2 separate regions of the Homo sapiens genome follow, and region 2 is linked to region 1. A link is a contact called in ENCODE Hi-C or POLR2A ChIA-PET data. All regions are on one chromosome and are shown on one strand. The core of a region is the stretch at or near the end of the contact, and the rest is flanking DNA. Distances in the headings are between cores, read along the strand shown.

The links. Hi-C counts contacts between places; a loop is a spot of excess contacts on that map. ChIA-PET counts read pairs that join two places held with the same protein, here RNA polymerase II (POLR2A). Pooled maps may share reads with other maps.
Region 2: a loop to region 1 is called in a map of Right ventricle myocardium inferior, with 3 times the contacts of the local background. The contact joins two enhancer-like sites. A Hi-C loop is called at or near these places in 4 of 168 maps with a recorded cell type or tissue (PC-9, Right ventricle myocardium inferior, cardiac septum and 1 more) and 4 of 50 pooled maps. POLR2A ChIA-PET finds 5 or more read pairs at or near these places in 1 of 52 experiments (A673).

The regions. Positions count from the first base shown.
Region 1 is chr6:87,615,503-87,621,729 of GRCh38, forward strand. ORC3 (origin recognition complex subunit 3) reads left to right here. Exons shown (of 20, transcript NM_012381.4): 9 at 812-925; 10 at 5,852-5,985. Among named protein-coding and RNA genes, the nearest start is that of ORC3, 28 kb to the left of the region's middle. Within about 2 kb of position 2,154, at least 2 of the 41 ENCODE cell types and tissues checked have a DNase peak (open chromatin) inside an H3K27ac peak, as active enhancers do.
Region 2 is chr6:87,793,582-87,799,632 of GRCh38, forward strand. All of the region lies in intron 2 of LOC101928911 (a long non-coding RNA gene), which reads left to right. Among named protein-coding and RNA genes, the nearest start is that of AKIRIN2, 94 kb to the left of the region's middle. RefSeq lists enhancers at 2,290-2,791, 2,792-3,291, 3,246-3,345, 5,143-5,644. Within about 2 kb of position 3,071, at least 5 of the 41 ENCODE cell types and tissues checked have a DNase peak (open chromatin) inside an H3K27ac peak, as active enhancers do.

The DNA of each region.
Region 1 (6,227 bases), core at 904-3,403:
TAAGGAAAATGTTTTCAAGCTGCTATTTTTAAATTTGCTTGGCTAGGCCGGAAAGGGTGGCAAGCACCTATAATCCCTTTTACTTGGTAGGCTGAGGTGGGAGAATCACTTGAGCCCAGAAGTTCAAGGCTACAGTGAGCTATGATGCCACCACTGCACTCCAGCCTGGGCAAAAGAGCAAGAACTTTCCTCTACAAAAAGAAAACAAAAAACTTGGTTATAGCCAAGTTCAATTGGCCTTTTACAACTATGCTTCTGTTTAAGAAGCCTTGTGTGACTTTTCATTTCCAGATGTAAAACATCACTATAGACAATTGAAAATTAGCCAAATAATACAAATTCAGCTATTCTATACTTTTGAAATAGACATCTGTGAAATAGACATTTGTGTTTCTCATTCAACAATACATAATATATTACTCTTCATTAATTTGAATCAGTAGTAATGAAAAAAATCTCATCTGGTAATAAGAATTGCCAAAGCCTGCAGCTTCTTCAGTGGTTTCTGGTGAGGAAAAAAAAAAGGATGATATAGTTAATAGGTGGTATTTTTTTTTAATTAGGAATTTGATGGAAGATGGTATAGATCTTTGGTTCTGAAGATACAGTATAAGTAGCTTCTTTTTGTTACTCTTGTATAAATTAACTTAAAATTTTTGTTGACATTTGAGCTTAAAAAACTAGCTATTATTGCAGCTTTCATAGTTAACTGTGTCATAATATCATTCTTTGCCTCATTATTAATACTTAGTATTTATGAAGAGTGAAGACTAACAAGGAGTGTGTCCCCCTCCCTTTTAATCTCTTTCAGCTACTTCTTACAACTCAGTTTCCCTTTAAAATAAATGAAAAAGTATTACAGGTTCTGACCAACATCTTTTTGTATCATGATTTCTCAGTTCAAAACTTTATAAAAGGACTTCAGGTAAGAACACAGTAATGGGTTTGAAAATTCTCAAGCTGATTCTAAATAATTTGCACATTATTTCAGGCTGTCTAGTGTGATAGGCATTTTAAATGGCAAAATCTAGAATAAGTAAATTCCAGTTATTTTATTCTAGGTTCTACAATTCCTTTGTTACCTTGCAGCAAACTGTAGAGAATGCACTCATTAGGATATCAATAATGGGAAAAGACTTCTATTCCAGCAATTCTTAACCATTTTGGGGGTAGGGGCAAGCAGACTTTTTTGGTTTGTTTCCGAGACTCTCATGAGAGCTTATGGACTTTTTCTACCAAGGAAATGCTATATATAAGGGGTCAGCAAACTTCTGTAAAGGGCCAGATATTAAACATTTTTAGCTTTTTTTTTTTTCGAGATGGAGTTTCACTTTGTTGCCCAGGCTGGAGTGCAGTGGCATGATCTCAGCTCACTGCAACCTTCGCCTCCCGGGTTCAAGCAATTCTGCCTCAGCCTCCCATGTAGCTGGGATTACAGGTGCGTGCCACCACGCCTGGCTAATTTTTGTATATTTAGTAGAAACAGGGCTTCACCATGTTGGCCAGGCTGGTCTCGAACTCCTGACCTCAGGTGATCCACCCACCTTGGTTCCCAGAGTGCTGGGATTACAGGCCTGAGCCACTACGCCCAGCCCATTTTTAGCTTTGCATGCTACATGTGGTCACTGCTGTTGCTGTTTCTGTTTCTTCTTCTTTAATAATCCTTTAAAGATATAAAAAAGGTTTTTAGTTTCTGGACCATGCATGTGTGTGTGTGTGTGTGTCTCTGTAATTTGTATTCTGATACATTGGGAATTCATTTTCACTAGTTTCATGAATTGCCTGAAGCTAATTCAGGAATTTAGCTTCATGATATATGCTGTAACCTAAAAAAGATCCCCATTCTCCAGTTGTTTAAAAGTTAGTATTATTTCCTTTTCTTGGAAGCTACATAAGTGTAGTCATTTTGAATACATGCCAGTTGTCTAGTTCATTAAAACCTATGTATTATGCCAGGCACGGTGGCTCATGCGTATAATCCCAGCATTTTAGGAAGTCAAGGTGGGAGGATCACTTGAGCTTAGTAGTTTGAGACCAGCCTGAACAACATAATGCAGCCTCATCTCTATTAAAAATAAAAAATAAGCCAGGCGTGGTGGCTTATTTATAGAGTCCCAGGTCCTCGGGAGGGTGAGGTGGGAGAATCACATGAGCCTGGGAAGTCAAGGCTGCAGTGAGCCATAATTGTGTCACTGCACTCTAGCCTGGGTGACAGAGCAAGAGACCTGTCTCTATAAAAAACAAACAAAATTCTGATTTTAAAAACCTATATATGTATTAGTAACCTTTGGTGCAAAAATTCAATTTGATAATACTTCATTTTGTGTAGTGCCTTGAAGATTATAAATTATTTCTCATGTTTCCTTCCTTCAAAAAAAGATTGCAGTGGTTTCTTTGGCTAATATGTATCTTTTCCTCCCAACTTTGACTTTTTAAAGAGTATTTTAAAAGAATAAAGCATTATTTACCTTAGGAATATGTAGAATTAAATGATATTAAGATTAAACTTTCTAAATTATTTCTTTAATTTCATTTCATTCATTTACTCATAAATACTTGTCAAGAACCTATTGTCAACCAAGCACTATGCTGAACCCTGAAGATACAGATAAAAATGAAATCTCTGGGCTGGGCGCGGTGGCTCACGCCTATAATCCCAGCACTTGGGGAGGCCGAGGCAGGCAGATCATGATATCAGGAGTTCGAGGCCAGCCTGGCCAACATGGTGAAACCCTGTCTCTACTAAAAATACAAAAAATTAGCCAGGCATGGTGGCGCATGCCTCTAATCCCAGCTACTTGGGGGGCTGAGGCAGGAGATCACCTAAACCTGGGAGGTGGAGGTTGTAGTGAGCGAGTGAGCGGAGATCATGCCACTGCACTCCAGCCTGGGCAACAGTGTGAGGCTCCATCTCAAAAAAAAAAAAAGAAATCTCTGCCTTCAAATTGTTATTTGTTTAATGATGGAGGCAAAACAGTAAACCCACAAATCTGAGTAGTCAGTGCTATGAAAGAAACATGCCCTGGGGTTCCATAGGAAAACAGAAGTGTATGCCTAAGAAATAGGAGCGAGCCAGGTCAGAATTTCAGGCAAAAGCAACAGTAGGGGAAGAGAGATCTGTTAGAATGCTATTGCAGTAATCTAGACAGGACATGACAAGGACTTAAATAAACTAAGGTAATGGTAGTGGAACTGGAGAGGAGGAAACAAATTTGAGGATGAGATCGAATAAAAAAACCTAGTGACTAAGTAGGTCATAGGATGTTCTGTTGTTTTTTTTTTTCTTACTTGACTTGAAGCTGAAAGGTTAAGAGAGGAGTAAGATGACACAGGCTCTAGCTTGGCAGATTGGAGGTTAGTACCGTTTATTAACTGTACATGTTAATACATAGCAAAGAGCAAGGTTGTTGTGAGAAAAGGATGAGTTTCTTTTTGTATCTGGTTAATTTAGGGGTGTGTTAGACATAAAGATTTTGTGCTCAGGAGAAAGATTTGGACTGGAAATAGATATTTAGGACTTATCCTTAAAAGGTGGCAGTTAAAATAATGTTATGAGGATGAAATGTCAGCTAGAGGGAGTAAGGAAAGGCTAAGGGCAGCACCTTAAGACAAACTGACCTGTAAAACTGAGCAGTAGAAAAGGAGACTAAAAACAAGGAGAACCGGTAGAAAGTGGAGTACCACTGAAGCCAAGGGAAAAAGAGATTCAGGAAATAGAAACTGTACTCTAAATACCTTGAGACAGAAAGTAAAGGACATTAACCAAGTTACTTAATCTCTCAGGGTCTCAGTTTTCTCATTTGTAAAATAAAGCAATCAGATTAGATGATTTTATGGTTTCCTGATAATTTATTAAGCACTTCCTTTATGCTTGACACTTTACTAAACTATTTACATGGTTTTTTTGTTTTTGTTTCTTTTTGAGATAGGGTTTCGCTCTGTCGCCCAGGCTGGAGTGCAGTGGCATAATCTGAGCTCACTGCAACCTCCGTCTCCCGATTTCAAGTGCTTCTCCTGCCTCAGCCTCCTGAGCAGCTGGGATTACAGGCATGCGCCACCACGCCTGGCTAATTTTGTATTTTTAGTAGAGATGGGGTTTCACCATGTTGGCCAGGCTGGTCTCGAACTTCTGACCTCCGGTGATCCACCCACCTTGGCCTCCCAAAGTACTGATATTATAGGCGTGAGCCACCTTGCCTGGCCTGCATGGTTTTATTCATGTGTATTATCCTCAGTTTTGCACATGAAGAAATTAAGATTTAAGTTAAGTGGCTTGGCCAAGGTCACACCACTAACAAGTGACAGCATCTTTAGACCTCATTTCCCCAGTTTTCCTAGTCCTCAGTGGAAAATATTGGTAAGTCGTGATTTCTACTTGAGACAGAGTCTCACTCTGTTGCCCAGGCTGGTCTCAAACTCCTGAGCTCAAGCGATCTTCCATCTTAGTTTCCTGAGTAACTAGGACTATGTAATTCCTGATTTCCATAGGATGTACAGCAGGACATATTATCATTCTGTGTGTTTTAGCCTTCCCTTCATTAGGTGGATATGTTAACCAACTTGTTGATTGACCCAGATATTGAAAACACACTTGAACAAAATAGTTAAGTGATAATGGGTTCATATCCTATTTGTAGCTCTACTGTAACTTCTGTGGCTTCCTCCCATTCCTCTTCCGCAGCAAGCCCCTTAGCCTGTTTAGTTTTTATTTTTCTCATGTCCGAAAAGTACTGTTAACATTGGGATAAGCATTATCACTTTGACATAATTAGAAAAGAGAAGAAACAAAATTATGTTAATATGTGCAAAAGTAATTTAGCACCTGGCATAAACAGTTGCTTTCTATTTTGTACTTGTTTCTAAGTTAGGCAGGCCCTTTGCCTTACAGCCTTAGAGAATGGACTATTTTGGAAGATTTCCTCTAGCCTTGGGTATCTTGTTGTCAGCATTATGAACTCAGAAATTCATTATCAGTTCCCCCAGGAAGGATCAAGCCCAAGATTATTGATTCATCCCAAACAAATACCTTAAGATGGATATGTAACCTAACATGCTAATTTATTAATTTGTGATGAGGAGTGACCAGTATCAGGGTACCTGAAAATACCAAACTGGTCAAGCAAAGTTTGCTTAGAATCAACATAATGAACATTTGCATAGTCTTGCAAGTTATACCAGTTTCTAGGTATAAAACTCAAGACTATCCAAATGTATACAAGATTATCCAAACGTTCATTATGTTGATTCTAAGCAAACTGAATGTTAGAATCTGGAAAATTGTCTTCCCTTCTACCATAGAGCCCACAGCATTCTATTATTAAAATGCTTATATCTACCAGATAGTACACCATGTTTTCCTCCATGGGAAAAAAATTAATTTGTAAAGATAAATTTTCATCATTCACTTTAATCCATAGGCACAGCTCCTACCATTGCAGCATTATTTTTTGTAACAGACCAGTTTTTACACTGATTTTAGATTGGCATTTTCTTATGAGTTTTGGGGTATCTATTAGACCCTTTCTTTAAACCTCAGTTTGGTCCACACCACATTTGTAATTATTATGTGTTGCTTTTGCAGATAGCTGTTCTATCCATTTGCATTAGTTTATCTTAGTTTGTATTTCAAAGATTACCATTTTCTGACCTTCTTCACAGAATTGGAACCTTAAAATATGGAGTTATATAGCCATTTTTATGTTGTTTGCAGTGTTATTGTGACATTATTAAATATATTAGTGCCATAAATACTTTGGCTCTTTAAAAAAATCCTTAAAATTGAGCAGATTGTAGCGCAATAGATTTACTGCCAAAATATAACAAATATGTTTAATCTTCACATGTCTTTCAGCTTTCTCTATTAGAGCATTTCTATTCCCAGCCCTTAAGTGTCCTGTGCTGTAATCTTCCAGAAGCCAAAAGAAGAATAAATTTTTTATCAAATAATCAATGTGAAAACATCCGACGTCTACCATCTTTTAGGAGGTAAAAAGAGAAGTACATGTTTAACACATACTATACTAGAATTTGGTACTAAATAAGAGATCTCAGATCCAGTTATTTCTGAAGTAGGGAAAGAAATAGTAACCTATTCTGTTTTTAATTGTGGGATTTCCCTTGTTGGATTTGAAAATTTGGCAAAAAGAAAAGTATTTTTACAAAGGGACATAATTTGCAAGTTCTCCAGAGTTACTTTTTAGAAATAACATTTCCTATTCCTGGGGTTT
Region 2 (6,051 bases), core at 1,821-4,320, 180 kb after region 1:
AACTATGATGTCTCAAACCAGGTATTTGGCAGACATTTTCTTGAAAATGAACCAGATTATCCTGTCACTTCAAGAAAAACAACCAACAACATTTTTTTTCTGTGCCAATGTTAGAATTTGTGTTTCCAAACGAAAACTAGAATTTTGTAAAACTTGTATCTGTCACTGTGAGCTTGATAGCTTTTCAATACTTAAAGACCTTTCTGAAGGGATCAGTGGTGATATCAACAAATGAGATTTAAGAAATATATTTGTATAAAATGTGTCAACATTAGGAAGATGAGATGTATAACTCAGTGAACCAATATTTTATGAATGACAAATGTGCAGGTTAAAGATCTAATCAAAGTGCAAGACAGACTAGCGGATTTTAATGTTATGGTAAAAAAGACAATTTCTTTTATATGAATTCAGATTCCACATTGCAATTAAACTTTAAGAAACTACCACATGTTGAGTTTTGGTGTATTGTCAAAAATTATCCACAAATACTTTACTCTTTTTAAGCTACATTTCTCTGTGAGACTGAATTTTCTTTATATACTTCAACTGAAATAGTATATCACAACAGATTGAATGTAGAAGCAGATGTAGGGATTCAATTGTCATTTATTAAGCAAGCCACTAAAGGGATTTTCAAAAATGTCAAAAAAATTTCATTGTCACTATAATTTTTTGTTTATTTTGGAAAAACAAATCAGATGTGGGCATCTATGTTTGGCTCATGCATGTGCAAATGAAGAGAGGATGCTAGTATTTTCAGAGTGAGAGAGAAGAGAGAGAAGACAGAAGCAGAGATGAAAGAACATGTGGAGAGAGAGAGAACAAAAATAAGCTTTGGTTCCTAATATCTGTACCTGGTTCTTGTCTCTCTTGAGGCCTGGCTGTGTTGCCCAATTTAGAGTTCTAGGAAATTTCCATGTATTTTTCCAATAAACTCTCTTTTTATTTAAACTTATTTAAAAGGGATATATATATATATATAATTTAATTTAATTTTTTTTTTTTTGAGACAGAGTCTTGTTCTGTCACCCATGCTGGAGTGCACTGCTCAGTCTCAGCTCACTGCAACCTCCACCTCCTGGGTTCAAGCGATTCTGCTGCCTCAGCCTCCTGAGTAGCTGGGATTACAGGCACACGCCACCGCACCCGGCTAATTTTTGTATTTTTAGTAGAGACGGGGTTTCACCATGTTGGCCAGGCTGGTCTCAAACTTCTGACCTCAAGTGATCCACCCACATCAGCCTCTCAAAGTGCTGGGATTACAGGTGTGAGCCACTGCAGCTGGTCTCTTTTCTTCCCTGTTTGGCTTGCTGTTCCTGAAGGGTAGAGACTTTTGATTACTTTAGACCCCACAATGTGTAGTCCCTACTCAGTTTGCAGTAGCTGAAGAATGAGTGAGTAGCTCTGCCTGAGGGAGCTGAGGAAGGCATCCTGAAGGATGATCAGGCATTTGTCAGGCAGATGACGGGGAAGACATTCTAAGGAAAAAGCTTGGGTGAGTTCAGGAGTCTGCTTCGCCCTTATGGGTGTGGTCATGCTTAAGGACAGAGGAAGCACGCAGTGGCATTCACTTTTGCCCTGGAGGTTATCTGAGCAGAGAGAATATCTCACAAACTAATGCCAAGGCCACTTCTCTATTGTCTATGGGTTAATGCCAGCCCTGTTAGGGACTATCCAGTGAATTAAAAAAGCCCTGCCAACCCCAGGCGAGGGTTGGGAAGCAGTGTTAGTAGCACCTGGGGGTCTGGGGATGACTCATCGCACAGGTATCATTAACCCCCATTCATTCACTCGTTAATGAAGAAATAAGAGCAGGAATTTGGCAGAGGGACAGTTCTAGACTCAAGTCCATCTCTCACTCTAACTGGCTCAGTGATCTTAAGCAGGCATCTAACTTTTTTGAGCCTCCGTTTCTTTACCATTTCTATAAAATGGTAATAATAACACCTTGGAGGCTGGTTTTACGAGTTAAATATGATCATATACATTAAGCATATGTATAGTAACTGGTACAGCTTAGAGATTAAGGCATGCTAATTCCCTTTCTTCTTCTCTACAAACATTTGGAGGAGCTACTGACTACAAGGCATTATGCCAGGCAGGGAGGAAACAAAGGTAAATCCATTGTACACGGATTATGTCCTCTGGGAGCCTGCAGCCCAGTAATGGAGGAGATAAAGTCAATGGTAAGTGCACAGATAGTTACAACACAAGACAGAGAGCGTGAGGTACCATGAGAGGTGGAACCAAGATTGCAACGGGAAGGCCATGTCTATGCCCTATGTGTCTGCTTGTGAACTGACCTTCTTCATGGTTGGCAGTGCCCCTTACTGGATTAAAGGATGTTCTATGTTGTTTGTTACAACATGTTGGTGTCTTTAATTTGGAAGTTAAAAGAAAAAATAACAGAAAGGAGTTTTTGCTTCTATGAGGAAGGGGTACTTTATCAAAATTACCCAACACCATCCCTGAACTACGGGTGAGGACAAACCTGGCTCCCCCAATCTTTGCTGGAGAGCCGAAGCCTCTTCGGGTCCCATTGGGTCCAAGTGCAGCAGAACCTGGCTCTTTGGATCAGCGACATTAATCTGCTTTGTTTTATCTGCGGTGTCACAAAGTTTAGTTGAATGATCTGATAGAAAGTACAAACCGGCCGGGTGCAGTGGCTCACACCTCTAATCCTAGCACTTTGGGAGGCCGAGGTGGGCGGATTGCCTGAGCTCAGGGTTTTGAGACCAGCCTGAGCAACATGGTGAAACCCCCTCTCTACTAAAAGACAAGAGAAACTAGCCGGGCATGGCGGCGTGTGCCTGTAGTCCCAGCTACTCAGGAGGCTGAGGCAGGAGAATTACTTGAAACCGGGAGGCGGAGGTTGCAGTGAGCCGAGATCGCACCACTGCACCACTCCAGCCTGGGCAACAGAGCGAGACTCCGTCTCTAAAAAAAAAAGAAAGTACAAACCACAGCCTGACTCTGAGAATAACTGGGAGGAATCCCCTGCTGTCACACACTGGGAATCAGAGCGGCACATCCTGCCCTTGCAGGGCCCTGAGGCTCTAAAAGCAACATGTTCCAATTGGAAGCATATATTCTGCAAGGGTTTGTCTCCAGGCAGCGCTACAGCCTCCTCTTCTGGCACCATAGAGACTGTTGCTTCTGTCAGGATTTCTGGCACCAGCAAAAGTGAAAGGGAACAGGACCAACTACGCTTCCCTGAGCAAGGTGGATCTTCTGGGCAGCACCTTGGTGAGAATACACACCACTGAGCAGCCTAGACTGGTGCTGATTAGGTGAAGGGTGGGCGGCCAGAAGGACAGATTTTCATGTGTGTGTGTGTGTGTGTGTGTGTGTGTGTGAGTGAGAAACATAACTCAATGCTTCATCTCCCCTGCCTACATTACATTCACACTTTGTGAATCTGACAGCCTGTGGGTTTGGGCTGTATTTGCAGCTTTATTAGGCATTGCAGCAACTGAACAGGCTTTTCTTCTTCTTCCTTTTTTTTTTTTTTCTTTGAAACTACAGTTTCCCCTAGCTTGTGTTAAAATTCTCAGACTTTTCTTTTTTTAACCCCCTCCCCTTTTTAAAAGTTGTGAAATATGGTAGAGTGACTGAAAAGATTAGAGAATAAATGTACAGCAGAATGAAGGGAACACCCTGATGACTATCATTCTGATCAAGAATAGAGCATCTCTAGCTCCCAGAACACATCCCTCCTCCATACACCCCTTCCCTGTCACACCCCCACTCTGCCCCGATTTTACTTTTTCTTCCATTTAAAGATGTGTATGTATGTATGTATTTATTTATATTTATTATTATTTTTTTAAAGTGGAGATTCGCTTTTTGCCCAGGCTGGAGTGCAATGGCATGATCTCGACTCACTGCAACCTCCACCTCCTGGGTCCAAATGATTCTTCTCCCTCAGCCTCCTGAGTAGCTGGGTTTACAGGCACGCACCACCATGTCCGGCTAATTTTGTATTTTTGGTAGAGATGGGGTTTCACCATGTTGGCCAGGCTGGTCTCGAAGTCCTGACCTCAGGTGATCCACCCCCCTCAGCCTCCCAAAGTGCTGGGATTACAGTCATGAGCCACTGTGCCCGGCCTTGAATTTTTTATACAGTTAAAATGCATGTCCATTTTTGGGAAAAAATACATAAAATACAGACTATTGATGAAAAATATATCACCCATGATTTTTCCTTGCCCAGGGTCATGTTAACATTTTGTGAAATATCCTACAACACATTTAAATATGTATTTATGCTTTCTATAATTAAAAATGGACCACATGAGAAATGTTTTCAATAATATTTGGTGAAAATATTTGCATCTCCATATAGCTCTGCTGCAAGGTATTTGGTAAGATCCAAATATCTGGGTGTGCTACTAGAAACCATTTTTATAAATAATGTTGAAATGAACAGGTTTGTGTATAGATCTTGAAGTACCCAGCTGATAACTTCCTTGAGATCAAAAGGAAATTCGTGGATCAACCAGCGTGCATTTTTATAAGACATTTAATTCACATTGCCAACTTGCTGTATGAGCCCATTTATATAAATTTCAAAACACTCAAGGCTAAATTACAGTGTTTCTAGGTGAATAGTTAGGTTACAAAAGTAATGGAAATGATGTACCAATTCACCCTCCCACTAGAATTGTACAAGAATGCCTCTTTTCCTACATCTTTGCTAACATTGGGTATCATTAATTTTTTTTCACAGAAAGTCTTTTAGTTTCTTCTGAAGGAGTGAAGCCCTTGTCCTCCCTGATTTTAATGTAATTGTTTCTTTGCTTCTCTTTTATGCTTTTGCTGCCTAACTATTCACCCTAGAAACATTATAATTTAGTCTTGCATGTTTTTAAATTTATATAAATGAGATTATGTAGCATTTATTATTTTACTCCTGGCTTCTTTCATCCATTATTATGCCTGTTAAATACATCTATGTGGTCACATGGAGCTGTGTCATGTCCATTTTCATGGATATATATTATTCCATTGTTAGAACACCCAGCAATGTATTCATTCTATTGTTGCTGGACATTTTAGCTGTTTCTAGCTTTTGACTCCTATCAAGAATGCTGCTGAGAACCTTCTTATACAGGTTTCCTGTGCACAAGCTTTTTTTAAAAGGACAGCTGTGATTCCACTTTATGTCACTGGGAACTGGAGCCTTTTGGTAACAATGAGATGCAGGGATCTAACTGTGTATTCAGGATGCTGCTCTAGCCCATTTCCTGCTTGCCACGGGGTATGTGGATGGGGCTGGAGGTCATTCTTATTAAAATTCTTCCTAAAAATCAAGGCAGAAAGAAGCAAGAACTTTCTGGGCAAGATAAAGGGGACAACTTGAAAGGGTACTGAACTGGAGATCAAAGAGCCCTTCATGCTGCTGGCTTTTGATGTTAGCATTAACTGCACACACTGTGGTCATTAATTAACTTGTGTTCAGAGCTTGCTGCATTCCCCCACCTACTGTCTCCTAATCAGCAACCCTCCACTCAAGGCCAACATCATCATTATCAAGTTCTGGGACTTGATGTGAGGGTGCCTTTGGCTGCTGTGGGCACTCGGTGCTGCTGGAACAGCCCTGGGGAAGAGCTTTGAAGCACACTTACAGAGGCTGTAAAATCTGAGAAAGTTGGGACCAGAAGTCCTGCCTGCTGGATCATGACAGGCAGACTCCATGGCTTTTACAGGCTTGTTGGAGAAAGTGGAGTTTCGATGAAACATAAGTGGTGCTTGTTTTCATTCCATGTAGCTAGTAAGCAGGGCATGTTCAGGGAAGAATCCCGTTCTTCTACTCATACTCCCTTTTGTCTTCCTCGGCTCCATGCCTCTTGTTTTAGAAATTAATTTATCTATGTAGCTCTGAGGAATAGAAATTAATTTGTTTTAGAAATTAATTTATCTATGTAGCTCTGAGGAATAGATATACATATCCCTCTAATGAGCCTTTGACAGAGGTGCCAATACAGCCCTAAAGGCAACAAGGGAAAACAGAGGACTGAGAAGTGGGAAAAGGAAACATGGAGAAAA